Regions from separate parts of the Homo sapiens genome. Here region 2 is linked to region 1. A link is a loop called in an ENCODE intact Hi-C map of the cell type or tissue named here. Cell type or tissue: Caco-2. All regions are shown on one strand. Each heading gives the region's core, and the rest is flanking DNA. Links, peaks and the distances in the headings are about the cores only.

Evidence for each region. Hi-C counts contacts between places; a loop is a spot of excess contacts. Peaks named below come from ENCODE experiments on the same cell type or tissue, not always from the same donor. Only the 100,000 strongest peaks of a DNase experiment are listed, where the experiment ranks them.
Region 2: it touches region 1 in a loop (4-fold over the local background); 2 of 110 quality-filtered maps call a loop at or near these places.

The regions. Positions count from the first base shown.
Region 1 is chr16:51,172,891-51,188,249 of GRCh38, forward strand. No RefSeq gene overlaps it. Among named protein-coding and RNA genes, the nearest start is that of SALL1, 29 kb to the left of the region's middle. RefSeq lists enhancers at 8,078-8,885, 8,886-9,693. In Caco-2, for the core only: no CTCF peak of the experiment used is centred there; no DNase peak of the experiment used is centred there.
Region 2 is chr16:51,227,523-51,242,881 of GRCh38, forward strand. No RefSeq gene overlaps it. Among named protein-coding and RNA genes, the nearest start is that of SALL1, 84 kb to the left of the region's middle. In Caco-2, for the core only: no CTCF peak of the experiment used is centred there; DNase peaks (open chromatin) are centred at 8,249 and 10,699.

The DNA of each region.
Region 1 (15,359 bases), core at 4,124-12,123:
GGACACCACTACCAGATAATTTTAAATTATTTTTTCTGTAAAGATGGGGTCTTGCTGTGTTTCCCAGGCTGGTCTTGAACTCTGGGCCTCGAGTGATCTTCCTGCCTCAGCCTCCCTAGGTGCTGATTTAGGCATGAACCACCATACCTGGGCCATTCATATATTTACTGTTTTATTTATGTTTATGGAAGTCACAAGATTCTCAGCAGTCAATTACAGCATTCAAGAATGATCTCTCGGCCGGGCGCAGTGGCTCACGCCTGTAATCCCAACACTTTTGGGAGGCCGAGGCGGGTGGATCACTTGAGGTCAGGAGATTGAGACCAGCCTGACCAACCAGGAGAAACCCCATCTCTACTAAAAATACAAAATTAGCCAGGCATGGTGGTGCATGCCTGTAGAAACAGCTACTTGGGAGGCTGAGGCAGGAGAATCGCTTGAACCTGGGAGGTGGAGGTTGTGGTGAGCCGAGATCATGCCATTGCACTCCAGCCTGGGCAACAAGAGGTAAACAAAAAAAGAAAGGATAGTTTCTCTTCTAAAGAAGGATCCTATGTTATTAAATCCAGGTCTTTCAAACTTTTTTGAACCCATCCTTAAAAAATACCTTTTCCGGCCGGGTGAGGTGGCTCACGCTTGTAATCCCAGCACTTTGGGAGGCCAAGGCAGGTGGATCAGGAGTCAGGAGATCGAGACCATCCCGGCTAACATGGTGAAACCCGTCTCTACTAAAAATACAAAACATTAGCCAGGTGTGGTAGCTGGCGCCTGTAGTCCACCAGCTACTTGGGAGGCTGAGGCAGGAGAATGTTGTGAACCTGGGAGGTGGAGCTTGCAATGAGCTGAGATCATGCCACTGCACTCCAGCCCGGGTGACAGAGCAAGACTCCATCTCAAAACAAACAAACAAACAAAACAAAAACAAACAAACAAAAACAACCTTTTCCATCAGGATCCAGTACACATGAACAGATATATTACTGGAACAAGAGTTTCAAAGAAACAAAACTTGACTGTAATATATGTGATGCATTCTTAATATAGTGGTTCTCAAAATGGTCTGGGACCAGCAGCCTCAATATCACCTGAGAACTTATTAGAAATGCAGATTCTTGGCTGGGCGCCGTGGCTCATGCCTGTAATCCCAGCACTTTGCGAGGCTGAGGTGGGTGGATCACCTGAGGTCAGGAGTTCGAGAGCATCCTGGTCAACATGACGAAACCCCGTCTCTACTAAAAATACAAAAAAATTGGCTGGGTGTGGTGGCAGGGGCCTGTAATCCCAGCTACTTGGGAGGCTGAAGCAGGAGAATCACTTGAACCTGGGTGGCAGAGGTTGCAGCGAACTGAGGTCATGGGCGATAGAGGGAGACTCTGTCTTAAAAAAAAAAAAAAAAAAAAGGAAATTCAGATTCTTGGGCTCAACCTCAGGTAAGCTGCATCAGTCATTCTGTGAGATTTACCAGGCCTTCCAAGTGATTCTGATACATGCTAAGTGATTCTGATACATGTATGATACATACATGCTATGTAGTAAGGAGAACTACTACATATCACAGTATAGACTATTATTCTAATCTATTTAATTAAAAAACCGAGCTATTGATTATAAGCCACTACATTTGGGGTTAGCTTAAAGGCTACCTAAAAAACCTCTGAAGTCCTGCCCAGTTGTTTTCCAGCCTCCCTCTCCAAACTCATCTCAGACCATCTGCCCTTCATAACCTTGCTCTAGCCAGCTTCAGCCAGACCCACTGCTTTTCTGGTTCTTAAGCCTCCAGCCCTTTCTGCTCCTGAACCTCTGCCTGCAGTGCAGCCCTGCCTGGAGACCTCTTCTCCCGGCTCTTGGGTGGATGGCTCTTGCTCAGTGAAGAGTCTTAGCTCAGATGCTTTTCTTCAGAGAGACTGCCCTGGCTAAATTGGCCTCAGCTGGTATATTTTATTTTCATCATAGCCCTTAGCACAATTGATCATTGTCTGCCTCCAGTTGAATCTCATTTGCATAGAACAATGCGTGGCATGTAGTAGGTCCTCAGTAAATACAGTCACACACCACCTAATGACGAACCACATATATGACACTGGTCCCATATGATTATAGTTCCATATTTTTACTGTACTTTTTCCCATTTAGATTTGTTTAGATACATAAGTATTTACCATTGTGTTATAATTGCCTACAGTATTCAGCACAGTAACTTGCTGTATAGGTTTGTAGCCTAAGAACATTAGGTACACTACAAATCCTGGCTGTGTAGTAGGCTGTACCATCTAAGTTTGGGTAAGTATACTCTATGATGCATTTCTCAGAACGTATCTCCGTCATTAAGTGATGCATAACATGACTATATTTGTCAAAGGAAAAAAATGAATGAATGAGTAATTCTCAACCCAGAATACTCCCCTGATGAGTGTTTTGAATCCACAAATCCTTGGTGACCCCTCCTAGTGACATGGCCTTTCCTCCCTCCAGTGAGAAACCCTGCCACTGGAGGGTTTTTCTTCCCTCCAGAAGAAGGAAAGAAATATTGAGAATTCCCTCTCCTGGATGCGCCTCTCTAGTCCTCCACCATTCCCTGTGTGCAATGTTTAAATCAGAGAAATGTACCACCTGGGTGCAAGGGAGGGTTCAACTGCAGCCTGACTGTTTTTGGCCTTGGGTAACTTACTAAGTGCCTTTAGGCCCAGTACAGCAGGGGTCATAAAACCTGCTCAGGCTCCCTTGTCGAGTTATCAAGGATCACATAGGATAGAGCTTATGAAAATGCCAAGTATTACGAAGAATTCACCAACTTAACACCTAAAGTATTGACCCATAGACCACATTCACAGCGCAGAGGCACAACCTTCCTGATATGGGTTGGGTGTTTGTCCCTCCAAATCTCATGCTGAAATGTGATCCCCAATGTTGGAAGTGGGTCCTCGTGGGAGGTGTTTGGGTCTTGTGGGCAGATCCATCATGGTTTGGTACCATAATGCGTGAGTTCTCACTCTGTTAGTTCATGTGAGAGCTGATTGTTTAAAAGAGCCTGGCACCCTTCCTCTCTCACATGTGATGCCAGCTCCCCTTCCCCTTCTGCCATGAGTGGAAGCTTCCTGAGGCCTTACCAGGAGCAGATGCTAGTGCCATGTTTCTTGTACAGCCTGCAGAACCATAAGCCAAATAAACCTTTTCTTTATAAATTACCCAGCTTCAGAAATTCCTTTCTAGCAATGCAGATGGACTGAGACACCTCCTAAGGAAGTTGAGAGAGCTTGGGCATGCAAGTCCACAATAGAGCATGCAATCACGAAAAAACCTGCGTGAATTCTAAAATGAGCCCCTGAGCCATAGGGAATAACAGGGGGCTTTTAGTGACTTGCATAAGGATTTTCACACTGTTTGCAAGTCATTTAGGGCAGGTGGGCATGCATCATGATCCATAATACTCTTGTGCTCCCTCTTCCAGCCATCTTTGGCCCCTTTACCTTCACATCTTCCCTGCTGGAACCCAGCCTGGAAAAATGGTGAGTTGAGCTCCCCCTGGGGGGCTCCCATGGCTGTCCCCTCCTTCCAGAGGCATATATGGGGGTAAATGTGGGCCTGGAGAGATCCTGGAACATCGTGCTGTCTCATGGATGGCAGGCCTTCAGCGTCACTGAGCGTTCACACCTGAAACCATTAAAGGTTATTCGCCTTTTAATTCTGTATGGTTGCTCTCACTCCTTCCTTAGAGAAACCTCTGATTTTCATTTGCGAGACGCTCGGCTGAGCTTGTCATACCCTAAAAGGTGATTTCAGTTCTCCGATGCCAAAGAACCTCTTCCGCTAATCAAAACACAGCTGCAGAGGCCTGTGTGATCTGCTAATGGGCACCCCAACTCTGGGGTATGTCTGTCTGTACCTGGGAAAATAGATATAATTAGGATAACAGATATCATATGTATATGCAAATGCAGCAGGTAAAAATGACTAGAAATGGCTGGAGTTTGCCAAATCCCATCAGACCAACTATGTAGCTTAACCAGACGCTAACACCATCACCACCAGGCCTTCCCCAGTACCAGCCCTGGTGCCCTTGCTTCATCTTCTTTTCTCCACCGTGCTGGAACCCTCATGCAAGTTATTTTTATTTCTATTTTTTTATAGATAGGGTCTCACTCTGTTGCCCAGACTGGAGTGCAGTGGCACAATCATGGTTCACTGCAGCCTCAAACTCCTGGGTTCAAGTGATCCTCCCGCCTCAGGCTCCTGAGTAGCTGGGACTACAGGCCTGCACCACCATGCCCAGCTAATCTTTAAATTTTCTGTAGAGACAAGGTCTTGCCATGTTGCCCAGGCTGGTCTTGAACCCCTGGCCTCAAGCAATCCTCGCACCTCAGCCTCTCAATGTGTTGGGATTGCCTATTTTTATTTTTTAATATAACAATAGATCCCCATAGTTTTCTGAAGAGGCTCTTTCAAGAGCTTCAGGTCTTATGAGGCTGCAGGGATCCTAGCATCTGAGAAGCCAGTGGGGGAAAGATGGACAATAGAGAGGGCCTCTTCAGTGTTTTTCCTTTAATGAGGGTTTGATCCCCTCAATGACAGCATCAGGATTGGAGAGGACCCAGTGCATCATTACCAAGCCCAAGTTGCCTTTGCAAAGAGAACCACCCCATAAGGATGAGAACCACCCCAAACCTTCTTGTCTGGAGTCAGAAGGCTCAGGCTGAAATTCTGTTTCTGCCTCTTCCTTGTGGTGTGCACTTAGGCAAGTGACTTACCTCTCTGTGTGTTGTGTTCTTCACCCTAAATGGGCACAATAACAGCACTCACCTCAAACGGCCTGCAATATGTAAGCTCTCAGATGATGTTTTCCTTTGTGATAGGTGCATGGGCAGGTGAAGAGAGTCAAACATCAGGCCCAGGGTTCTCACTCCACTGCATTACTCCATCTACCTGCCCACGGATAAATCACTTCACCGTTCTGAGCCTCACTTTCTTCATTTGTTAAGTGGGCTAATAATGGATGGATGTCATAGTGCTGTGTAACAGTAAACAACAACATGCCATTAAACAGAAGCTAGTTATGCATGTGGAGTAATGATGTCTGCATTTTTGGGGACTGCCAAGTCTGATAAGATTGAAGAGCATCTCAGCTGGGCACGGTAGCTCATGCCTGTAATCCCAGCACTTGGGGAGGCTGAGGCGATGCTCTGTGTCTGATAGGGGTTAAGGAAGTCATCACTCCCATCTGGTCTATCAAAAGGGCTGCAAAACTATGCAGGCAAACGACCTGGGCACTGCCTTTATCGAGCTGTGCAGCCATTGAACAAGGGCATCCAACTTCACCAAACTAGGAAAGCCTGCATGTGCACATCCATCTCTGCTGTTGGGATTGGGGCCTATGCCTGTTCCCATTCTGTATGCTGTGTGCTTGACACAGTGCCTGGTGCATTACGTGCTCAAGAAATATGTATTGATTGATGGATGAATAAATGAAATCATCTGCATCCGTGGATGAATAGATGGTCAATTACATTGTCAATTTTCTACCCTGTGGGTGGAGTGGAAAAAGCAGTCAGAATCTTGGTCCTTTTGCAAATGGTGGAAAAGGACAATATTTGTAGAGTGTGTACAGACTTTGCAGTCAGAGCCATGTTCAATTCTCAATATTGCCGTATCTTAGCAGTGAGCTTATTCAAACGTCAGTTTAAGAAAATGTGCTAACCTTCAGCTTCCTCATCTGTAAAATGAGGATAAAAATATTGCCTCCTTTATAAAATTATTGTGTAGATGCTATAAATTTGTACATGCCAGGGCCTGGCATGTTACCAAATAGAAGGTGGTAGAATGGAAATGAATCTCCTTCTTACTTCCCCTCTGCACTACACAGATTTCAAGGATATTGTTTTATACCCAGCCAAGTCTGAAGCACTGGAAGTGGATCCGATCTTTTACCTAACTCTAGCATTGATGTTTTTTATTCTGTTGAAGGCATCAATATTTGTTTAATAGTATAAATCTTAAATAAACATCTAAACTACATATTACAGATGATGAAAGTCATTTCTGCACAGAAGATTATCTCACATGATCATGTTTCCTTTGTTATCTGAGGCCTCTGTAGTTGGCAAATCTCTGCAGCTACTTAAATGATAACATTAGTCCTAATGCCATGTAAAATGACTAGTTCCTCAGGGTAGGTTTATTTTTAATAGTGTATGTCAGCAGCAAATAGCTTGGAAGACCCCAGAGGAAAAAGCACAGCTCAGGCTCTCACTGAAGCGATGATGTAGATATATTTAATATCTATATTAAAAACCTTTTAGGTGCCATGGTGATATTGAATTGGATAGTTAGGCGTGTGCAGGGAAAATCCTGGGCTGTTTATAGAGCATGATGGAGTGTGCATTCTAGAAACCATTTGAGGTTCTTCAAAGTCAAATTTGGGCCTCAAAAATCTTTGAGAGACATTTGACCCCAGTAGTAAAATACTCTGAAATACAAGCTGGGAGAATAAAATCACCTCCTTTTCTCTTTCTTGATATGCCCGTTGATAAATTTGCTGCGCTATTAAAATGTTTAATCACTTGCCTCCAGCAAGAGCAAGCTTCTGTCTGAAGTTGCAATTTATTAGAGTGCCCAGAACATACTTGCTGTTTACCCAAAAGATGGCCAGGGGATTCTTACAGAGAAAACAAACCACAATTTGAAATCAAGCATAGAGTGGCAGATGAATGGATTGAAGGCTAAAATTATTTTGGAGTTGATTTCAGGGGAGAGATGATAAAACCTGCACTGATTTTCTATCCCAAAGGCACAGGGTTAAATCATACAGTGGCCACAGGTCTGGCCTGTGAGATATCCCTGGGACAGTTGGTAAAAGTGGTGCCTGGCCTGTCTTGGGGAGGGGAGAAGAGGCAGCAGAGGAAAGGGCTGCTTGCTAGAAGCATACCTTCCAAGAAGAGGCATTTCTCTCTGCTTTAGGGTTTGGTCAGAGAAGCTCAGCCTGGAAGGACAATGAACAGATAGGTGTCTGGTTTCAGCAGAATGCTGTGCCCAAACCCTCCTCCCTCCTTCTCTTCTATGGACCTCACTCTGGCCTTTCAGACTCATCCCAGGCAAACTGAGTCATGGGGCAGGGAAATGCCTTCAAGACAGTGAGCATCATTCAGTTATGGCACCTGAAGGCCTCTTGCTAGTGGCACAACACCATGGACCTAGCCCTTGGAGGAAGTGGAGTGGAGGGGCCCCTTGGAGGGCCATGGATAATTAACTCCTTCCAGAAACTGGTATCCAGGACTATGCCTCGGAGGGCGCCTACAGATAATGAGCCTACCATCAGGTCACAATTTTCTAAACACAGATGTGTAAAGATATAAGGAATTTCCTGTTTATCATCCTGTCTTTGCCTATACAAATTCCTTTTTAAATCTGCATGATTGTATCCCAAACCGGGTTATAAAGAATAGCAGATATTCTGGCAGAAAAGAATACTACGGCTTAATAAATTTGGGAAATACTGCATGCCTTGAATCACCAGATACAATGGCATATTAATGACTCTCCTATGTCCTGAACTGAAAAACTAGCAAACGAAACTGGTTTCACTCTGTTTCCCCCAGTGTTTCTTCAAATAGTTTGGCTATGAACTGCTTTCTTCACAGAACAGCTATCATCATCTTACCTTTGTGGAAGGCAGTTTGAGAATTGCTGTGTTACGGTAGGCAGAATTCTAAAAATGCCCTTGTTTCCCCCAAGATTCTCCTCTTCTGTTGACTCAATTGAACATTAACACAAATGCTGCTGAGAGGGAATTTTGCAGATGCAAATAAAGCCCTAAGTAAATCGACTTTAAAATGTGGAGAGTATCTGGGTGAACCTGACCCAATCAGGTGACCTCTTAATTGAAAAGGTGAGGATTTGATGTTCCTTCTGTGGCTTTGAAGGTGGAGGGAACCCCATGAGAAGGAATATGAGCAGCCTGGAGAGGCCGAGACCAACCCCAACCCCCAGCTGACAGTGACAAAATGTGGATGTCAGACCTGAAGCCACAAGGAACAGGATTCTGTCAACAACTGTAAAAAATTGGAAGCAGAATATTTCCCAAATCCCCCAGATAAGAACCCAGTTGGCTGACACTTTGATGTTGGCCTTGTGAGACTCTGAGCAGAGTCCAGGTGAGACTGCCTGGACTTCTGACCTATAGAATCGTGGGATATTAAATGGATGTTGTTTTAAGCTGCTAAATTTGTGGTAATTCATTTCGCAACAACAGAAAACTACTACATACTGATTCAGAGAAATCAAAACAGAAGTGGTACACTCTTCTCTACCCTTTTACATTCACAAGGTGTTTCCAATGTAACACTCATATATGGTGAGGGCAGTTGTCTCTCTTTTTACAGGTGATGATATAGACTCAGAGAGATTAAGTTACTTGCCCAGGACACTCATCCAGGAAATGGGGGAAGAGGACTTGAATGGGCTTTTTTGTGTGTGAGTTAGGATGGGGTGGGGGCGTGTTTCCTTTACTGTCTTTTGCATTCAAATAGGAAAAGGCATTTGGAGAGACTGCAATTGGGAGCTTGCAAAGGAGGATGAAAAAAAAAAATTCAGGGAAGAACACATCAAGCAGCAAGTTCAACTGCTTCATCAGAGAGGTCCTTTCTTTCATCTCTTGTGTCTGAGCAGAAAAGCTGTTAGAAAAAGGACCTACAGCTGTGAGCCAGTGACAATGTGTGGGGGCAGGGTCTTATGAGGCCACCGGAAGTGGGCTGCTGGGATGCTTTATATGGACAACTAAGGGCGAAGACACGCAGGCCTGTAATATCAAGAGAAACAGTGTTTGCAGGCTGACCTCCCAGATGGGTGGTTTGCAGAGGTGGGGCTGCCTGCATAATTAATCAGCTCTAGCTTTCTTCGCCACAACTAGCATTCCTACCTGTACCCATAGCCCTTAAGGGGCCCCTCACTCAGTGTCATGGAGCAGCACAAGTCATCTGGGACCACTCCCCACTAACCCCCACGGACAGAAGTGGAGACTGAAGCCCAGAAAAGGAACAGGACTTCCTCAAGGTCACAGTCAAGGATCCCCTAACATATGACAATTCTCTGTGGTGGTTAGTGATGGCTTCCTGATGAGCCAGTGTTCATTACTGAGCAAATTGTGTGTGTGTGTGTGTATGTGTGTGTGTGTGTGTTTTGTGTCCAGTATGAAAGTCAGAACTGTGAAGTGTTACTATTGTCCTAATAATAATAGAAGTCAATACCCATAGAATAGATACCCAGTGCTTGATGCTGTCTTGAAAGTGCTACGTTTTAACTCCATTCTCACAGCAAGCTCATGAGGTAGTCGGGAAATCATTAGGGTTCTTAACAAATGTTTCTGTCCAGAAGTGGATCCAGGTTTTGCCGAGCTTAAAGCTTATCCAATTTGTGGGGACCTCTTGAAAGAAAGGAATACCAACTTACAAATATAAATTAGGCACAGGGTCCCATGAAAGAGAAGAGCTTGGAAGCATTACAGTAAGTCTGTTAGTTGCAAGTTAATGCTCCCTGCCCCTTGTGAAGTTAGGCAAGAGCATGTAACTTACTTTGGCCAATGGGATGTGAATGAAATTGATGTGTGCCACTTCTGGGTGGAAGTCTTAAGACTTAGTGAGTGATTCTCCACTTTGTTTCCTAACCCTGACTCCCATGGTCCCTGGATTGACCACGGAAAAGTGTGCCAAGATGGAACCTCCTTTGCCCTGGAACTCTGAGTCTATGATATCTAGAGCAACCTCTCTCTTAACCCTGCCCTGTGTCAACTGGCATGAGATATGGAGTGTAAGAAATAAACTTTCGTCATGGTAATTCACTAAGATTTTGGAGATTTTTTTTTTTTTAACCACAGTGAACCTCGCTTAACCTAACTGATATAGGCAGGGTCTTATTATTGTTTCCATTTTCCAGATGAGAAAATTGAGACATAGAGAGATTTAGTTACTTGCCTGAGATCACCCAGCTAGTTAATGGTAAAACTGGAATAAATGGCTCAGTGTCTTTGTTTCTAAGTGACATTAGGGAATGGTGGGGACCAGCAAACTGAAGGTATTTGTTTCATCTGAAGACTGCTTCTGACTTCCTGCTGATGGTTGTAAAAGAGGAATGTAGGCCTTCTTTGCCAGATCCTCTGATTTTTTTTTTTAAGCAGAGGCCATAAATCCAGCATTTTAATGTAAAACCAACCGATAGAAATATTTTCTTTTTCTTTTTTTAAACACCATGAAGCTAAGACATCAGTAAGCTAGGCTTGGTTCATCAGTTTGAGACCTTACAACATTCAAGTTTTCATTAAAAACAAAACAAAGCACAAAAAATTCAAGCCAGTAACAGATATGTGCTAGTGACATAGCCATGGTAGTCTGAGAAGGCTTTGGTGGGGAGGTAGGACTGTGGTAAGATGTCCAGTGCCCAGAGAGTTTCCCTGAAGTAAGATGATAGGGGTCGGGGGTGTTCCCGGGCTGGGGATGGAAAGAGAATAGTCACACAGATTTTCAAGGACTCAGTCACATCAAAAATGTTTTGTGGCCAGGCACAGTGGCTCATACCTGTGGCACATTGGGAGGCTGAGGTGAGCAGATCACTTGAGCCCAGGGGTTCGAGACCAGCCTAGACAACATGGTGAAACCCCTTCTCTATAAAAAAATTTTTAAAAATTAGCCAGGCATAGTGGTGGGAACCTGTAGTCCAGCTACTTGGGAGGCTGAGGTGAGAGGATTGCTTGAGCTGGGAGGTTGAGGCTGCAGTAAACTGTGAATGAGCCACTGAACTCCAGCCTGGTCAACAGAACAAGACCCTGTCTCAACAAAAAATGTTTTACTAGGGTTATCCAAATTTTTGCATGAGGCTGTCATACTCACACACAAATACTCCTCAAGGAAACACTAATAGTTTCACATGATGCATTTCTAGAAGCTTTCATATCACCATGCCCTGTGGGATTGAGCAGGATCTAGCTGAATGTCATTGAGCCAAAGAGAGAAGAGGCTGTAACTGAACAAGACTTCCTGAAAACAGGAGATCTCCCTGGATCCAAAGAAAGCAATTCCCTGATAACTCCCTGAAGAGGCCCAGGTATTTCCATCTGCCTCATCTCTTCAGCTGTCTTGTGGGGCTCAGCTCATTCTTGGGGAGTGGAGACAGTAAACAGTAAAGGTTACGTCTAAGAGTCCCTAACATGAAGACTGAAAAGGAAAGTCAAGGTGAGATGAGACCAGTGAACGTTCAGCACACCTGACCTCATGCATTAACCCAGAGGTTCTCAAAGCCATCAAAGGGGACTTGAAATGTCATAAGAATAAATGAACCATTTGTGGAAATAGAATCTTGTGGGCAAAAACATTTGGAAAACACATTATGCAATGAAACAAGGTCCTTTGCTGCAGAACTTCTCAGAACCTTTAAAAAGCCACACGCGCTGCATGTGTCTCTAAGAGGGCAACCCTGCTTTGTTGTGGAATCCCTCTCTCTACCTTTTGTTTTTTTTTGTAGAAGCTTTTGGGAAAGAATGTGATAGAGAACATTATTTGAGACGTGCTGTCTACTTTCCTTTGGGGGTTCTCACCTCTGAATATCTTGGTCACTTCCTCTCCAGGTTTCTTTTAGAATTGCAGTTTTCTCTTTTCAGAAAAGGAGCCATTTCTATTTATTCATTAGTTTTCAAAGTGGCCAGTGGAGATCAGAGAGGTTATTGCATGCCTGGCACTGTACCCCACAAGTCCTTGAGCTCTCTAGGCTGGGCACAAGCATCTACCTTTTCTTCAACTCAGTAGTGACTTCAACAGTTGGAATTTCCAGCTCAAAGGAGGTTCTTTAAGGCAAAGAGACAATGACACTTGGGAGGTAGCAGCCTCAAGGAAACACTCTCTCTGCCTAGGGACACGTACTTGGGAGGAGGAAAAGGAAGAGGAGGAGGAGAGAGAAGCCCCTGAGTGGTTGACCAAAAGGGGCCCCTTTTATGGCCTTCCTGTTTATGGCTGAGAAGTAAACAGCTCGGGAGCCAGGTTGTCTCCTTCCACAGCTGGGGCACTGGTTCAAGCTGGCCGGGGACCCTCTCTTTCTGGGTGGCAATGGGCGGAGAATCTGCCAGTCATGCTCATCTCAGAATGCATTTTTAAAAAGTCAGCATCTTGGGCATTTTTCCTTCACCCCGTGCCATCTGCTTGACCCACACCTCAGTGGCCTTGCTTCTTTCAGGAGACAGTTGGAAATGTGTGTGTGCAAGCTTGGGGGCCAGATCCCAGCTGCAGCACGAAGCAGCTGTGTGACTTCCGGGGAGCCCTGTACCTCCCTTAGTCTCATTTAGAGTGATGAGTAGTAGCCCCTTCCCCCAGGGATTTGGGAGGATGTGCAGACTGTGCCTGTGAACTTGCCTGGCATGTGGTAAGTGACAATACATGTTTACTGCTATGACTATTATTTCAGTTGCCCACTGGGCTCAGCCTCAGCTTCCACGGGGTGGAGAGCTGGGGTTCTGGTTGGGGGCAGGGGCTCAGGCTTACCTCCCAGAGGGACTCCAGGGGCCTTGGTCCAGGCAGCAGCTCTCTCCGGATTAGCGCTGGGAGTGCTTTGCCTCCTGAGAAACGCAGGCTGTGATGGAGCTGGGAAGGTGCCCCAGCTAACATGAGGAAGACGATGCCGGGGGCAGCTAACACCAGGAGAATCAATAAACTATAATTATCAAGAATTGTGTCTGTGTGGGGTGGGGAGTCATGGGGACAGAGGGAAACAGAGGAGGGGGTGGGACAATGCCAGAGAGAAGAAACAGTGAGAACAACACACACACACACACACACACACACACACTGAACAGATGCAGAAAAAGTGTGCAAGCATGAAAAGAGAACAGAAGTGTGTGCTGTGCTCAGCCCTCCTGTCCTGTCCCCTCAGGGTAGGTCTGCCTTTCTGGACAAGACAGAGGGAGTAAGAGCCAGACCTCTATTAGCTCTTTACATTCCCCAAGTCCTTGCCCACATCAGTCCTTTAACTCTTGGATGCAAGGAATAAATGTTCTCATGTCTGCTTACAATGTCTAATATATTAACTTAGTTATGTTCAGAAATTAGAACGATATCTACTTTTTATATTGAGTGTAGTCTGTTGGGCTAGAAATAGTATTTCAACATTACCAGTGCCTTCATCATCCCTGGATTGAAAGCTACTTTTCAGGCCCACTGCTCCTTCAGGGTTTCTTTTTTTTTTATTTTTAAAATATGTTTTTTAGAGATAGGGTCTCACTCTGTCACCCAGGCTGGAGTGCAATGGCACGATCACGGCTCACTGCAACCTGGAACCCCCAGGGAATAAGGGATCCCCCTGCTTTGATGAGTGAGTAGCTGGGATTACAGGCACACACCACCAGGTCTGGCTATTTTCTTTCTTTATTTTAAAAAAAATTTTAGAGATAGGATCCCAATATGTTGCCCAGTCTGGTTTCAAACTCCTGGGCTCAAGAGATCTTCCCACCTTGGCCTCCCTCCCAAAGCACAGCGATTACAGGGGTGAGCCACGGTGCCCCATGCTCCTGTGGTTTTGGATAGAGTACTCTTGGAACCCGTTATGAGGCTGTCACCTGGACGTAAAGGCCAAGCCCCACAAACCCACTGGCTATTCATGAGCTCTATCAAGTTACCACTTACTGTTTTTTTCTAAAAAAGACTTGACTTTTGAGAGCAGTTTTAGGTTCACAGCAAAATTGAGAGGAAGGTACAGAGATTTTCCAGACATAACCTGGCCTCCCATATAACCTTATTGCTTTCAAAAGCCATCTTTTAAAATTTTCTTTTCTCTGATCCTCCAACACTTGCCATTTTGAGGTCTCACCCCTAGAAGGGATTATTACATCTGGTGCTTGTTTTATTGGCTTTCCTTCCCCCTGATTTGATCTGGGAGACTTCACAAGCACAGGAACAGGCATTGATGGAGGTCGTTGAACATGGGTGGGGTTGACTTTTCTCCTGAAGGTATCAAAGAGACCATCAGAGGAGGAAGGCTTTTGTGACACTCAGATATGGTGAGTCCCTGTTTTTGAAGGGTAGTGTTTTGGAAAATGAGCATATATGCAAACAAACTTGTGTTACCTTTGGGCTTTATTGTGTGCCGGGTCACTAGCCACTAGACTGTGTGTGTGTGTGTGTGTGTGTGTGTGTGTGTGTGTGTGTGTGTGTGTGTTTAATCAGCATTATCTCAGTTAGGCAGTCTAATCTCAGTAGTATTCACAGGAAGGATTTCTACCTCCTTCGTAGTATAGAGCTGCTGGCCAGGAGGTGTCCCTCCCTGTCACAGTCACAGAACTTGCAGGTGGCTGAGCCTCCCAGGTGCCCAGGTAGTCCATCAGCACTGCCTTTCCCCTGTGAGGAAACTGAGGCCCTGGCAGTATAACTCTCAAGGCATCCCAGGCTCACTATAGCAATGACCAGCCTAGGTTAGATCAGGTCCCCTGACTCTCAGCCTCTCTGATAGCCCATGGGGAGAAGTTGGTGAGGACAAGATGAGACAATGTATCCTGCCTGGGAGGGGTTCTCCTGGGGCAGCTTTCTCACACATGCCCTTTGCCTCCTGCCCTCTGCCTTGAAGTATGCACACTCTCCTTGTCTAGCCCTGGGTGGCACACTTTACAAGGAGCCTAGCCTCCTGGCCCTTGGCTGGGGAATCACATAGCTTCCCATGTTCCTGGGAGGCCCAGGGTGGGAGACAGAGGCCAGGTCCTAGTACTGGACCAGCCAGGACTTCTCTGTCTGTGCCTGCTACCCCACATCCTATCTATCTGCCTCCTTTCTCCTGCCAGCGACAACCACAAAGCTCCCTCTTGCCTGGAAAAATCTCCCTCTTGCCGGGAAGCAGAAAGAAGATTCTTCGGTGTGCCCACTCAGCTGGGTCAGTGACGTCCCCTCGGTGAGAAAGTTCTTCCTGGGTTTGGGCACAGTTTGCTCTGCCCACAGGTGGGCAGATGCTCCTAAGCCCTTCACCTTGTGCTGGACAGCGGGCAGGCTCCACTGCACAGGGCGGGGTTTGGGTTTCTTTCTCATCACTGAGCCCAGCCTCCATTTTTTTTTTTTTTTTTTTTAAGGAGGATGTGATTTCTACTTTGTTTCTCTTTTTTTGTTACTTCAAATTGACATCCTGACCTTGGGCAGAGTATAGCAGGGAGCTTCCTTTTATTCTTATCTTTTTGTTTTGTGTTTTTGTTGTAAACTGTCTAAAACTGTTGGAGAGTTTAATTTGGAAACAATGAAGCCAGATACCACAACACAAGTTTACCCTCAAGACTCTGAGCTCTTAAAATGCGTAAGAAGGTCAGTTTTCTCCCCCTTTCTAAACTCATTGCAAATTTATGTTTAGTAACTTTT
Region 2 (15,359 bases), core at 3,736-11,735, 54 kb after region 1:
ACCCATCGCACAGATTACACAGCATTATTTGTGGCTTAATCATTTGTGACAGTTCACAAATTAAGATTTTTAAAGATTTCCTTCACTTGAAAATATTTATATAAATATTTATATGAATAAAAGGCATCTAGTAAAACATAATAACCTTTTTTTTGGTCACAATGACTCAAGATTCCTTCAATATGAGTTAGGCAACAGAATCTTGATTGAAATGGATTATAAGTTAATGAAGCATTATGAAATATATAGGATTGGTATTTTAAATATTTTCTATTACTCCTCATAATTTTACTTAGTACCATTCTTTTAGATCTTGTTTATAATTTACTGTTGATCCTAATAACTGTATTTTTGTTAAATTTGTGTAGAGGTAAGAATCTTAATCAAGGCTATCTAAACCTCTCTTCATCACCCCAAATGGGCGAGATTTGGATTTCCTTCTTCTCCACTTAAACTGGGCAAGAGTTTCCCAAGAGCTTCCCAGGAATGTTTTAGAATAAATTAATGAAAAGTTTAAAATTAACTCAAGAAAGATTAAGCAAAGAAGAAACATTTATTGAAGCCATAAGACATAGTGCACATGTGTTGGTTGCTTTTGAGATGTGTATCCCTTGCCTCCTACTCCCACCAAAAATGCCTGATTGTTCTTTGGGGACAGTTTCTCTCTCCCACCTTTAATCATATGATGTGGGAGGGATAGACTTCACCTCTGCTTCAAGGGAAAGTCCTGACTGGTTCCATCTAAACAGTATATCCTATCTCCTTATCCAGTGATTGGCTCAGAGTTGGGCAAGTAGCCTAGTTTAGACGAATGAAAGTGAATCCCAGGACTTTTGCAAAACCAACTGGAAGGGAGTCTCTCTTCGTTTGGATAATGTCGGTTATGGTGTGAGGTCTGGAGCTGATGAAACCCTTTTGCTACCACCACAGAAATGCCTAGAGTTGCAAATAACTCTGCGGTCCCTGAGAATAAATTCTACATCACAAAGGAAGGCGAGAGGAGAGTCGAAAGAGGAGAGGAGAGGGGAGGGGGAGAGAAAGAGATAGAGAGAAACTGGGTACTTGATCGCATTATTTCAACCACCAAATCAGCGCTATCTAAAGAAAGAATTACCTCTGGAATTTTCAGCAATATGAATGACATTCATTAACATTTATGTTATATAAAGCCACTTGGGAACTTTTCCTTCACTTATAGCAAAGCTCAAAACAAAACAAAAACTTTACTCTGTTTTATATTTTAAAGAATTTATTTCATTTTAAACTTTTTAAATGTTTTACAATGTATATATATATTCTCTTATATATTTTATATATATATAAATTTATATATATAATATATATATTTATATATATAAATTTATATATAAATATATATATTATATATATAAATTTATATATAAAATATATATATTTATATATATATAAATGTATATATATAAGTATATATTTATATAGTTATACATATAACTTAAAAAATATATATTTATATAAAGTTATATATATAACTTTAAAAAAATCTTAAAAATATATAAGAGAATCCAAAGACAGGGATGGAGCGGGGTCCCAGGAACTGACTGGAAACAGGAACTTAGAAGCTCCAACCTGCTGGTCCTCATGTCTGCTGCTTCTGCGTGCAGGCTTTATTCTTCTCCCTTCTCACCCTGGCATCCTCTGGTCCACACTTGGTGACTCAGTCTCTCAGCAGTGATTCTAAGTTTCCAGGAGGCAGATGCTAATTGGACCATCTCAGGTCAGGAGTCAACCTCTGATCCAACAACTCTGGCCAGAATGTCAGGGTTGCAAAGCACCAAGTTGACATCTAGGCAACCCCTGAGGGTGGGAAGGCAGCTCTGGGTGGGGAGCGTGTTGGGAGATGCTCAGGCACCCCAGAAAGTGTCCACTCCTGGTGGCTTCTGGAAGTCCCCTCATAACTTAGAGCTAAGTTTCCTTCTGTAAAATGGGGCTACCAAACCCAAGGATTGTCTTGAGTGGAAAATGAGAAAATGAATAGGAGCAGCTGCCGTTGTGGAGTGGTGAGATCATTTCAGCTGCTCTCTTGTTCGGCAGGCCCTCCAATAGCATCATTCCATTCAGCGTAATTTCATTATAACTTTGATGAAAAAAGAAGATTCCTTCAGGGGCCCCTGTTTGTGTGGAGTCTGCACATGCTCCCCATGTCTGCCTGGGTTTTCTGCAGGTACTGCAGTTTCCTCCCACATCCTAAAGCTGTGCATCTGAGTTTCATTGGCATGTCTACACAGTCCTAGTGTGAGCAAGTATGGGTGTAGGTGTGAGTGCTCTCTGCAATGGGATGACATCCTGGCCAGCGTGGATGCTCACCACCCACAACCCTGAACCAGAATAAATAAGCAGGGCTGGATGGTACTGGTATCAAAGCAGACATATAGACCAACGGAACAGAATAGAGACCTCAGAAACAAGACCACACATCTACAACCATCTAATCTTCAACAAACCTGACAAAAACAAGCAATGGGGAAAGGATTCCCTATTTAATAAATGGTGCTGAGCAAACTGGCTAGCCATATGCAGAAAACTGAAACTGGACCCCTTCTTTATATCTTATTCAAAAGTTAAGTCAAGATGGATTAAAGACTTAAATGTAAAATCCAAAACCATAAAAACTCTAGAAGAAAACTTAGGCAATACCATTCAGGACATAGGCATGGGCAAAGGTTTTATGATGAAATCGCCAAAAGCAATTGCAGCAGAAGCTAAAGTTGACAAATGGGATCTAATTAAACTAAAGAGCTTCTGCACAGCTAAAGAAACTATCATCAAAGCAAACAGGCAACCTACAGAATGGGAGAAAATTTTTGCAAGCTGCCCATCTGACAAAGGTCTAATACCTAGAATTTATAAGGAACTTAAACAAATTTACAAGAAACAAACAAACAAACCCATCAAAGAGTGGGCAAAGGATATGAAGAGACACTTCTCAAAAGAAGACATTTATGCAGCCAACAAACATATGAAAAAAAGCTCAACATCACTGATCATTACAGAAATGCAAAACAAAACCACAATGAGATACCATTTCATACCAGTCAGAATGGTGATTATTAAAAAGTCAAGAAACAACAGATCACGGCGAGGCTGTGGAGAAATAGGAATACTTTTACATTGTTGGTGGGAATGTAAATTAGTTCAACCATTGTGGAAGACAGTGTGGTGATTCCTCAAGGATCTAGAACCAGAAATACCATTTGGCCCAGCAATTCCATTACTGGGTATATGCTAATCATTCTATTATAAAGATACATGCACATGTATGTTGATTGCAGCACTATTCACAATAGCAAAGACATGGAACCAACCCAAATGCCCATCAATGATAGACTGGATAAAGAAAATGTGGTACATACATACCATGGAATACTATGCAGCCATAAAAAGAAATGAGATCATGTCCTTTACAGGGACATGGGTGAATCTGGAAGCCATCATCCTCAGGAAATTAATACAGGAACAGAAAACCAAACACCACATGTTCTCACTCATAAGTGGGAGTTGAACAGTGAGAAGACATGGACACAGGGAGGGGAACATTACACATCAGGGGCTGCTTGGGGACGGGAAAAGGGGAAGGAGAGCATTAGGACAAATAGCTAATGCATGTGGGGCTTAAAACCTAGGTGACGGGTTATAGGTGCAGCAAACCACCATGGCACGTGTATACGTATGTTACAAACCTGCACGTTCTGCACATGTATCCCAGAATTTAAAGTAAAAAAAGAAAAAAGAAAAAGAAAAGAAAAAGTGAAAGAAAAGAAAGGGAAGTGAATGAAGACAAATTATTGTAAAATAAAAATTCGTAAAGTCTACAATAATCCTACAAATGCACACAGTAAAAGCTGTGGACGGAAGTGCCCAGCAAGCCCTCTGTATCCGTGCTTGATTTTTTAAGTGCCTGGTGGCAGGAGGCAATCCTTACAATTTTTGTTTTGCGAACTTTTTTTTTTTTTAATTTAACCCACCACCACTACAACTGCCATCACTCACAGATGCACCAAAAATTGGGTAAATAATTTTCTTACTTGTCTTTTTCAATCTCTCTTAAAAGAATGTGGAGTTCACATTTATTAAAATGACTAATGTTAGAAGCATTTATTTAGAAGTTTGGCAATGTTTGTGTGAACAGGAATATGCTGTAGGAACTTAACTTTTGTTTGTATCAATTGGCCTGTGGTAAAATTTGTTTCATTATGTGTCGGTTTGCCTAAAATCTCAGTTTCTGAGAAGCTACCCATGACATTAAGGAAGGACTCACTATATTCTCAGCAGTGCTGAGCATAGCAGAGAGGTTCAATAAATGCGTCACTTGTGATTATGCAGCTGCACGCCAGCTTCACGCTGGGAAACTTGCATTAGCATTATTATGAACAACTCACATTTTGATGGTGCAATTTGGTGTATAGCACTCTCACACCCACAAAGGTAATTGACACTCAGGCCATCTCATGAGCCAGGGTCACTACTCCCATTTTACAGAAGAAACTGTAAATGGCTTATTTTAAGCCAATGTGATTTTTTTGTTTGTTTCATTTTTCTTGAGGTAGGGTGTTGCTTTGTCATCCAGGCTGGAATTCTGTGGCACAATCACAGCCCACTGCAGCCTTCAATTCTTGGGCTCAAGCAATCCTCCTGCCTTAGCCTCCTGAGTAGCTGGAACAACAGGAGCAGGCCACCATGCTCAGCTGATTTTTTCATTGTTGTTTTGCCACAGGGTCTTGCTTTGTCACCCAGGTTGGAGTACAGGGGCGTGATCTCTGTTCACTGCAAACTCTGCCTCCTCAGTTCAATTGATTCTCATGCCTCAGTCACCCCAGTAGCTGAGATTACAGGCACGCACCTCCACATCTTGCTAATTTTTGTATTTTTTTTAGTAGAGATGGCATTTTGCCATGTTGGCCAGTCTGGTCTTGGACTCCTGGACTCATGTGATCCACCCGCCTTGGCCTCTTAAAGTACTGAGATTACAGACATGAGCCACCACACCCAGCCCCAGTTGATTTTTAAATTTTTTTTTGTAAAGATGAGGTCTTGCTATGTTGCCCAGGCTGGGCTTTAACTCCTGGACTCAAGTGACCCTCCTACCTTAGCATCCAGAGTACCTGGGACTACAGATATGCTCCACCATGCCCAGAGACTAAAAATAAATAAATAAATGTAGTAGAGACAAGATCTTGCTATGTTCCTCAGGCTGGTCTCAAACTCCTGGCCTCAAGCAATCATCCCACCTCAGTTTCCCAAAGTGTTGGGATTGCAGGCATGAGCCACTGCATCTAGACATCAGTGGTTCTTAAAGTGTGAGCATCACCTGAGAACTTGCTAGAAGGAAAACAGAAACTTCTAAATCAGAAACTCTAAGGTGGGGTCCTGTCATCTGATTTTCACAGGACTTTCAGGTGATTCTGATGCCCACCCTAGGTGCTGTGTCTAATAAGTGAATCCATCCCTCCCAACTCTTTCAGCACTAGTTCCACATGGCAGTTTTGCAGTCTCAAAAGGCAGGGTGATTCGTGATCTCTGCATGTCTGTGGCTCCTAGTCTGTGCCAGTCAGTATCCAGGCTCTAGTGGATACCGAAGTGAGTTTTAGCCAAAGGTGTTGATTTTTATTTACCAACAACACCTTCGTTCCTTGAAACTGGTTTGGCTTCCTCTTTCTCCAGTGGGCTTTCTCAGGGAAGGGCTCAGGCTGCATTTGGCAAACTTCTGTGCCCTCACACAGCTTTGTGTTTGATTCTAGTGGAGTAAACCTACCGCTGCCAAGAATATCTTGCTTTTCCTCTTTTCCTCTCATTTCTTGCTCTTCTCCAGGGAGTTTCCTCACTTCCTCTCATTTCTTGCTCTTCCCTAGGGAGTTCAGGTGGCACCCTAGAGTGGTGAGTGCTGGGCAAAGCAGACATTTCAAGATCTTTGTCACAGCCTTGGCTGCATATGGATCTGCAGACATCTCAGTAAGGGGTTGGGGGGTACACCCGTTAACGCCAACTGCAAAGCCACTCGGGCTTAGTCATGGTGGAAGAGGCTTCTTTATAAGGTCAGTAATTTAACAGAATCAAAACTCAAAACCTTCCAGAACTTGGAGGAAGATTTCTGCCTTGCCTTACTGTATCGGGAAGCTTCTTAGCTGCAAGGAACAGAAAAAGATACTGGCTGCCTTACACAGGAAAGAAATGAATTCAAGAGTATGGGTGGCTGACTGCATTGTGAGGAGGGCTGGAGAGCCAGGCTCAGAGGCCACGCAGCCAGGGGGATGCCCCAGTCATCTCACAGGAAGGTCTGGTGAGGGCACTGTTGACATCATTCCTATGTGTTGGGTGCGTGTCCTCTCTCCTAGCCCTGCCATGGATGTCCCGGGGATTTGGTCTTGCTGCAATGGCTACTGCTGCTCCATGAATGCTACCCAATCCCCAACTTTTTATACCACAGAGATCCAATGAATAACCTGGGTTGGATGCTTCTGATTGGTGGAAGACAGTCACATGCCTCTGCTTCAGGTGCAAGGGATCCTGGGGAGATGGGTATCCCCCATTTTTATCGTCTGCTGAGGGAGGTGGACTCAGCTCCTCCCAAGACTCAGAAAGTGGAAAATTTCTTCCAAATAAGCAGGAAGTTAACAAGCTGTGTAACCAAAAGAATAACTATCCCAAACTATCTATTATAAAATCATAATCATAAAAGCTAACAATTCTATGCTCTTGTTATATGCTCTGTGCTGTTATGACTCATATATATTACCTTATCTAATCTTCACAGAAGTTCTATAAAGTCATTCTAAGTTGTTACCACTACCATATGAACAGATAAGGAAACTGAGGCCCAGAGAGCTGAGCTATTCATTCAAGATCCTGTAGCTCTAAAGTGGCAGAGCCAGGCTTTGAACACAGGGCATGAGCTGCCTCTCAAACCCTAAGGCTGAAGTGACAGCAGAACCCAGATTTCTGACCTGAGCACCTCTCAGTTCCATAAGCCAGTAAATCCCTTACTTTTATTTAAAAGACAGTGACTGGTGTGATGGACGGGGGTGGGGGGGTGCAGTCTGAAAAATAATGATAATAATATTAATAACAGGTGATATTGATTGAGTGCCTATACTTTTTACAGTTGAGTTAAGGTTATTCCTTTTAATCATCCCATCTGTCCTATGATTTAAGATACAACTATTATCCTCATTTTATGGATGAGGAAATGAGGCTGAAAAGGGTTAAGAAATGTGACAAACTTGATACAACTTGTAGAAGACAAACAGGGTTCGAATCCAGGGCTGTTACTAGTATGGGCTGTTAACTTTTGGCCAAAGTCCCTGTTTTTCCGCCCTCAACTGGTGGCTGATTTTACCTGGGCCTTTATATGCAATTCTATTAGAGTTGTCCTCCCTACACCATGGAAAAATGCCTAATCTATAATGACAGCAGACATCTCTAGTTGACCAGCCTGCACTCTCCTACTTAATGTAAGCATGGCCTCAGATTCCTTCTTAACACAAATGTTTTCAGCAGCATCTTCCAACTGATCAGATTTGGCATGTGGGAGGCAAATGGTATCTCCTCCGTTATCTAAAGGGTTTGCGTGGATTCCAAGTGACTTGAGCCAGAGATTCCTTTATAGAGAATCAAAGAAGCAGGCACTTGGCTTTTTTCCCCCTGAACATCCATAATAAATGGTTACAAAAGAGTGTGATCACAGTAGCTATTCTCTTACGGTTTAGTTTTGTTAGAATTTATTCCTAATTGAACATAATTTAAGGTTGCTTATAATAAAAAGCACACAACCTTTAACTGGACATTTAAAAAAATCATATTAAACTGAGAACTGGGAGAAGAGAGATGATTTTGCCGAGAATTTTATGCAGTATTGTTACAATGCCTTAAAATTAAAATTATCCCCGAGTTCTCTGGCACCCAGATAATAAAGGGCAAGAAGATGTATGACTTCTGTGAGTTCTCCTTGCTTGGTAAGATGGAGGTATATATAATAGCTTGTGGGTGAATCTGGCCACAAATATGCTTTGTTTAACTGTACATGATTTGAAATAAGGATAGTCCACTTGAAAATCCAGCCTTGCTTTAAAGATGATAAGACATGGCCACTCCATGCTCATCTCTCTCAAGCTCAACCATCAGCAGGAGCTGAGCAGTGCCTGCCCCTTTAGACCAGCAGGCCGACTTCAGCTCCCTCTTCCCTTTCTCACCTGCCTACGCTAACTCAACTCATAGATCAGATCCCCACCCCCTTATCTGTGCCTCTCAGAGCTCATCTTGGACTTTGTTCCCTTTCGCTCACTGTTCCTGCCTCTTCAGATCTTTTTTTTTTTTTTTTTTTTTTTTTTTTCCGGACAGGGTCTCCCTCTGTCGCCCAGGCTGGAGTGCAGTGGCTCAGTCCTTGCTCACTGTAACCTCTGCCTGCGGGGTTCAAACAATTCTCCTGCCTCAGCCACCTGAGTAGCTGGGATTACAGGTGTGTGCCACCACATCTGGCTAATTTTTGTATTTTTAGTAGAGACGGGGTTTTGCCATGTTGGCCAGGCCAGTCTTGAATTCCTAAGCTCAAGTGATCTGCCGTGCTCGGCCTCCCAAAGTGCTGGGGTTACAGGCGTGAGCCACTGCGCCCAGCCTCTTAGGAGCTTTCTCTGCTTCTAATCCACCAAGCATGTTCCTGCCTCCAGGCCTTTGCACTTGCTGTGCCCTCTGTCTGGAACAGCGTGGCCCCTGCACAGCTGCCTGCTCAGGTCTTTGCTCAATTGTCACGTTATCAGTGAGACCTTCCCTGCCCACCCCACAGAAAACAGCAGCACCCCCCACCACTCTCTACCCTCTAAACCTGCTCCATTTTTTCCATGGCATTCATTACTATCTAATCTATTTCTATTAGTACGTATTTGTTGAGTTTTTTCTCTTACATCCGGCAATGTAATTCTCTGGGGAATGAAAGTGGGGACTGGGGCCGGGGTTCTCATTTGTTCCCTGCTCTATACCCAGCACTAGAGCAGTGGCTGGCACATCGGAGACATTGAATGTAGGAAATGAATGCATAAAAATCTATGTCCAGTCAACGTTAATCTGTGAGACATACATATCTAATCTTTCCAATTAAAGATATCTTTATATAAATATAAAGATTAGAGGCATAAAGATGCATTGTTTTATCTTGGGCTGTAAAGATACAATGCTATAAAGACAGCTATATTTATATCTATAGTGCTTGCAGATTAAAGGCCAAACAATGACCAGTAGTCACAGAAGGCAAAGACAATGGCAATGCTGTTTACGGTTTCCTTGCATACTGTTTCTGTGAGCTCCTTTTCTTTATAAGTGCTATTAACCCTTTGTGGGATTGTCGGATTCTTTCTTGAAATAGCCCCAGTTGGCCAACTCTTCTGACAGGTTAGAATCCAAACATGGATGTTTGGATTTACAAACCTCCCTTACAAATAGAGAGGTGAACTTGGGTTCAAGCAGCGTCTCTCCTTTCCCTAGCTGCATCTCTGTTTGGGTGGCTGGGCGGGGATAATCCAGCCTGTACATGCCTGGCCTTCTTTACTCCATCAAAATTCCCCATAGACATGCTCTGCGTCTACCCCGTGTGTCTCCATGGCCCTAAGCCCACGCCATGCATTTCCTCTCCAGCTCACCCTAACCGGAGTCCTCTTGGATCCAGCAAAATCTTATTTCAACACCCGTCAACCCAGAAATGTGTCCTTCTCCAAGGCAGGGCTGGCACTGCTCACAGCTCTGGAAAGTCCACTGTGGTCAGGACACCCACTCTGATCTGAGCTCACTTTCTGTGCCTGGAGAAGCCTTTTCATTCAATGCATCCCAGCACAGGCATAGTGCAGGCACTTCAGCTCCTGGTTGTAGATGAAATGAGTGGAGAGAGGGAATCTTGCTGGATCCTGGACAGTGGTGCTGAATGAGCTGTCAGCAGGTACGGGACCACTGTGTCAGTCTTGCTACCCCCAGAAGCTCATCTCCCTTTCCCCAAGCTCCTTGTCTCCTTCCACCTGCAGCAAGGTGCCTCCCAGGGGGGTCCCACTCACCTCCCACCTCCCAGGCCCTCACTCCCTCACTGGTGAAGGCCAGAAGAGGATGGAGGTGGGGTTCTCCTGTTTAGAGGCCACCCTCCAGTGCCAAGAAGTTTGGGGTATCCTTGGGCAGTGGGGTCATTTTATTCCCAAACCCTTCAAGATCCTCCTGCCAGGGAAAGGTTTCTTTTCCTGCCTTAGGAAGCCACTTCCGGAGGCAAGCTTCAGGAGAAAAGGAAAAGCAGATGTCAGCCTGTGACACAGAATAATCGATTTGCTCAGTGCTTGTATTTTCCTACCAATTTTGTATTTTTCAAAAAGGACAATCAAACAATTGTACTCTCGGCTAATTAATGACAAGCTGGTAAAAGCATCTCCTCATTGTTCCATTTATTTCTCCATTTCTCCCAGTTAACAGCCCTGTCTCTGAAATGAATCAATGTCGTTTACACAATGCTGTCACCCCATTGTTCCTTTATCATCCTCCATTTTCATAAATCGGGGTGTTAATCCCTTAATGGCTTTTCTCAGTGCTTAAAAAAAATGAAAGGAAAAAAAAAAAGGAAAGAAAAAAAGCCCAGCTCCTGCTCACTCTTAATCCGCCTGTAGACAATGGGTGTTTACACAGGCGGCCCTGTGAGGTGTTTACTCAAACAAGCAGGTCCAGTTGGGGATTTAGCCCTTTCTGTTTGTTGGCTAAACAGGAGGCCAACTGGGGATACACCCCTTCCTCAGGTAGGGTCTGCCCCAGCCCCCGCCCAGGCCTTTCTGCTGGACTCTTTGATGAGGTCTCCCACATTTGCCCTGATGGTCCAGGAAAGCCTTGATGCCAGGTGGGGGTACAGGATGGGAGAAGATGGGATAGGGACTTCCTGGTCTTCCCAATTCACAATTCCTGTGCCTTCTCACTCATCTCGCATGAGAGCAGTGGTGGTCCAGAGGGGTCTTCTGATGCACTCAGAAATTTCAGAACAACTATACTAAGGGGTTTCATTTTAAGGTTAAAAAGTAAATATCTAGAATTAAAGCTCATTTCACTTAACAAATACTGGCTGACTTTTGGTCTTTGTTTGGCAGACTGAAATTTTAGCATTGAGTGAACTGGTGCCTGCTGCCATGAAGTTCAGTCTACTGAGCAGGCTACCCCCAGCTGGACCCCTGCCCTGACCACCTCTTCACTTCTCAGGCCCTGCACAATGACTGGCACAATAATAATAGTAACAATAATAGTATTATTATTGCCCAAGACTGGGGCATCAGAAACTGCCTTCTAAACAGCTCAGTGCTTGTGTGGGGGCACAGAAAGAGGGGCATGCCCACACCAGCGTGGGAGATGAGGATCAAAGGCATCCAGAAATACTGAGGCAGTAGGGGTGTGGAGGGGGCCAAGAACTCTGTCTCAGCCTGCTTTGCAGGAATCTAGGTTTTCCAGAATCTCATGTGCCCTCACTCAGTGAACACATCCTGGCTGAGCTTTTTCTCTGTGTCAGCCCATGTGCAAGCTGCTCGGAGGCTTTGAGGTAAATCAGAAGGTCCCTGCCCTCAAGCAGCTCACAATCTAGTGAGAGCACAGAAAATTTGCACAAACAACTTGCAAAGACCCCTGGAGAATGTTGCAATAGCCCTTCTGAAATGTCACAAAGAAGGCACGATCACCCCAGTGCAGGTGGTTGTGCTGGTGATGGAGATGGTGGTAGATATGGTGGTGCTCGTGGTAGTGGTGAAGATGGAGTTGGTGGTGATGGAGATGGTGATGGTGGTGGAGGTGATGGTGATGGTGATGGTGGTGGTGGTGATGGTGGTGATGGTGGTGCTGGTGGTAGAGGTGGTGATGATGGTGGAGATGGTGGTGGTGGTAAAGATGGTGATAGAGATAGTTGGTAGTGATGGTGGCAGTAGTGGTAGTGGTATTGGAGGTGGTGGTGATGGTGATGATAGTGGTGGGTGAGGTGAAGATGATGGTGGAGATGGTGGTAGAGATGGTGATGATAGTGGTGGATGTGGTGGTGATGGTGGTGGTGATGTGGTGGAGATGGTAATGAAGATGGTGGTGGTGGTAGTGGTGGTGGAGGTGAAGATGGTGGTAGAGATGGTGATGAAGATGATGGTGGTGGTGAATGTTGTGAGGTGAAGATTGTGGTGGAGATGGTGGTGATGGTGGAGGTGGTGGGATGGTGGTGGAGGTGATGGTGATGGTGGTGGAAATGGTGGTGATGGTGGAGGTGGTGGGATGGTGGTGGAGGTGGAGGTGGTGGTGATGGCAGTGCTGGTGTTGGAGGTGGTAATGATTGTGGTGGAGGTGGTGGTGATGGTGGTGGAGATGATAATGGAGATGGTGGTGGCAGCGGTGGTGGTGGTGTTGGAAGTGAAAATGGTTGTGGAGATGAGGTGGTGGTGATGGTGGTGAAGGTGGTAATGGAGATGCTGGCAGTAGTGGTGGTGGAGGCAAAGACGGTGGTAAAGATGGTGGTGGTGATGCGGGTAGTGGTGGAAGTGGTAGAGGTGAAGACAGTCATGGAAATGGTGGTGGTGGTTGAGGTGGTGGTGGTGGCAGTGGAAATGGTGATGGAGGTGGTGGAGGTAAAGATGGTGGTGGAGATGTTGATGAAAATTGTGGTGGTGGAGGTGGAGTTGGTAGAAGTAGAGATGGTGGTGGAGGTGATGGGGGTGATGGTGGTGATGGTGATGAACAAGGAGGAGGTGGTGATTTGCTGGCAGCTTAACAGAGAAGATCCTCTCTTTGAACCTTTCAGTCTGAGACAAAGTTCCCCAGGTGGACTTGAGCTAAAGGAGAACATTCAGGGCAGAATAATAATATTGGTAGTGGGATCATGGGTAATTTTTCTTTTTTTTCCTTTTGGCTGGGTGGCAATAGAGCAGAGACAGAGAAAGACAGACCCGCATTCGAATCCTGGTTTTCCTGCTTCAAAGTTGAGGACTTGGGCTGAGCATTTTGGCCCCTCTCCACTTCAGAGTCAGCAGCTGTAAAATAGGTTTCCTCATGCCTTCCTAACATTCGCTGATTGGCATAGAGTGATAGATGTTATTACAATTATTGCTTCTATTGGCTAGCTTAGGATGAACAGGTATCATTTCTATGAGAACCTAAGCCATCTACCCCACATGGCTTACTTTTATAATAACATGATTTTACTAATCCTGTTTTTATTAGCATAACTTTACTATTCCAGCAATATTCTTGCCCTGTCAATTAACTTTATGGTTCATTACCAGAATATCCCGAAAAAAAAATCAATTCTCCAATATAAATCATTCAATGCTTTACCCTCTAAGACTTTTTGAAGTAGCCCCCTCAAAACCCTCACTTTGCTGTTTCTGCCAATCCTAACCTATCATAGCATGGTACTTACCTGATTCTAACCAACTCCTCCTCCCTTTGAAAATACTCTTTAAGCCAGACTTGAGAATCTCAGTAAAAATAACCTTGCCCTTCCCCATTTAAGATGCTGCCTGTCTTAGTCTGTTTGCATTGCTGTAAAGAAATACCTGAGGCTGGGTAATTTACAAAGGAAAGAGATTTATCTGGCTCACACTTCTGTAGGCTGTACAGGAAGCACAGTGCCAGCATCTTCTTCTGGTGGGGACCTCAGGCTGTTTCTGCTCATGGTGGAAGGCAGATGGGAGCTGGCATGTGCAGAGATCACATGGTGAGAGAGGAAGCAAGAGAAATAGGGAGGAGGAGGGGAGATGCCAGGCTCTTTTTAACAACCAGTTCTTGCAGGAACTAATACAGTGAGAACTCATTCTTGTTGCAACAAGCGAACCAAGCCATTTATGAGGGATCCACCCCATGACCCAAACACTTCCCATTAGTCCACACCTCCCACAGTGAGGATCATATTTTGCCATGAGGTTTGGAGGCATCAAACATCCAAACTATAGCACTGCCAAAGCTCTTTTGAGGTGGTGTTCTCCCTCATTGTGGTGACCAATCAATTCAGCTTTGCTTTATCAACAGGCTGTTAGTGGTATTTGGGGAGCCAGCATTCAACACCTGTGATTAAAATGTTATAGAACGGCCAGGCATGGTGGCTCATGCCTGTAATCCCAGCACTTTGGGAGGCCGAGGCAGGTGGATCATGAGGTCAGGAGATTGAGACCATCCTGGCTAACACGATGAAACCCCGTCTCTACGAAAAAACAAAAAATTAGCCGGGTGTAGTGGCGGGCGCCTGTAGTCCCAGCTACTCAGGAGGCTGAGGCAGGAGAATGGCATGAACCCAGGAGGCAGAGCTTGCAGTGAGCCGAGATCACACCACTGCACTCCAGCCTGGGGCAACAGCAAGACTCTGTCTCAAAAAAAAAATGTTATAGAACAACATAACTACCTCTTCCATAATCTTATTGAGAGGGCACGTGGAGGCTTTTACTACTATAGGAAACTTCACCTTGTTGATTTAGGAAATAGAAGCAGCTGAGGTGAGTTGGAAATACACTTGCTGTGGGTCTTGAGAAAATTTTAAAATCTTCCCTATGACTTTAAATTATCTATTTGCTTGTGATCATTTGTTTAATGTCTTTCTCCTGCCAAAACTATAACTCCATGTAGGATAGTACTGTGTCTTCATCACCCTTTGTCTCCAGCTTCCAGTAAAGTGCCTGGCACATGGTAGGTTCAGTTGTTGAATGAATGACTGGGTGGATGTATGGAGGAAGGGATCTGGGTTACAGTCCTGGATCTGCTACTGATTTGCTATGTGCCTTTGGCCAAGTCCATTCTCTTTCTAGGCCTCAGTTTCCCCACAGGCTCAATGCTGGGTGAAATCACTCCTGGAATTCCACATTTATGTTTTAGGTCGTTATGATTCCTAGGACAGCAGCCACATCTCAGGCTTCAAAGGAGGTTAGGTAAGACAGCTGAAGACCATGCTGTTGGAAACCTGAGACTGACAGTTCCAGGATTCATGGCAATTAATTTGAAATTCTCAGATCTGGTTCTTTTCCCAACCCCTGAGACTTAGTAGGATAGGCGGAGGCCAGGATGTTTCCTATTTGTTAGCCACTGCATTTATGTGAAGTGCTGCCTTCTCCTGCTTCCCTCCCTTTCCCTTTAGGGTGTGTGTGGGTATCTGGGTGCACATTCTGGGAGTGGTTCTCTGTGGCATGTGGTACATGCCCCTTTCCTTGTTTTCCTCCTGATCATGTTAGCTGTCCTCCTCAAACCCTGGCACAGCCTGCTCTTGGCAAGGCAACACTGTCAGTCATTTACACCTCCCTGGAGACTGACATTTCTCCTCTCCCTTCCAGAGATATTTATAATTAGCATGTCCCATGATGAAGCACAAG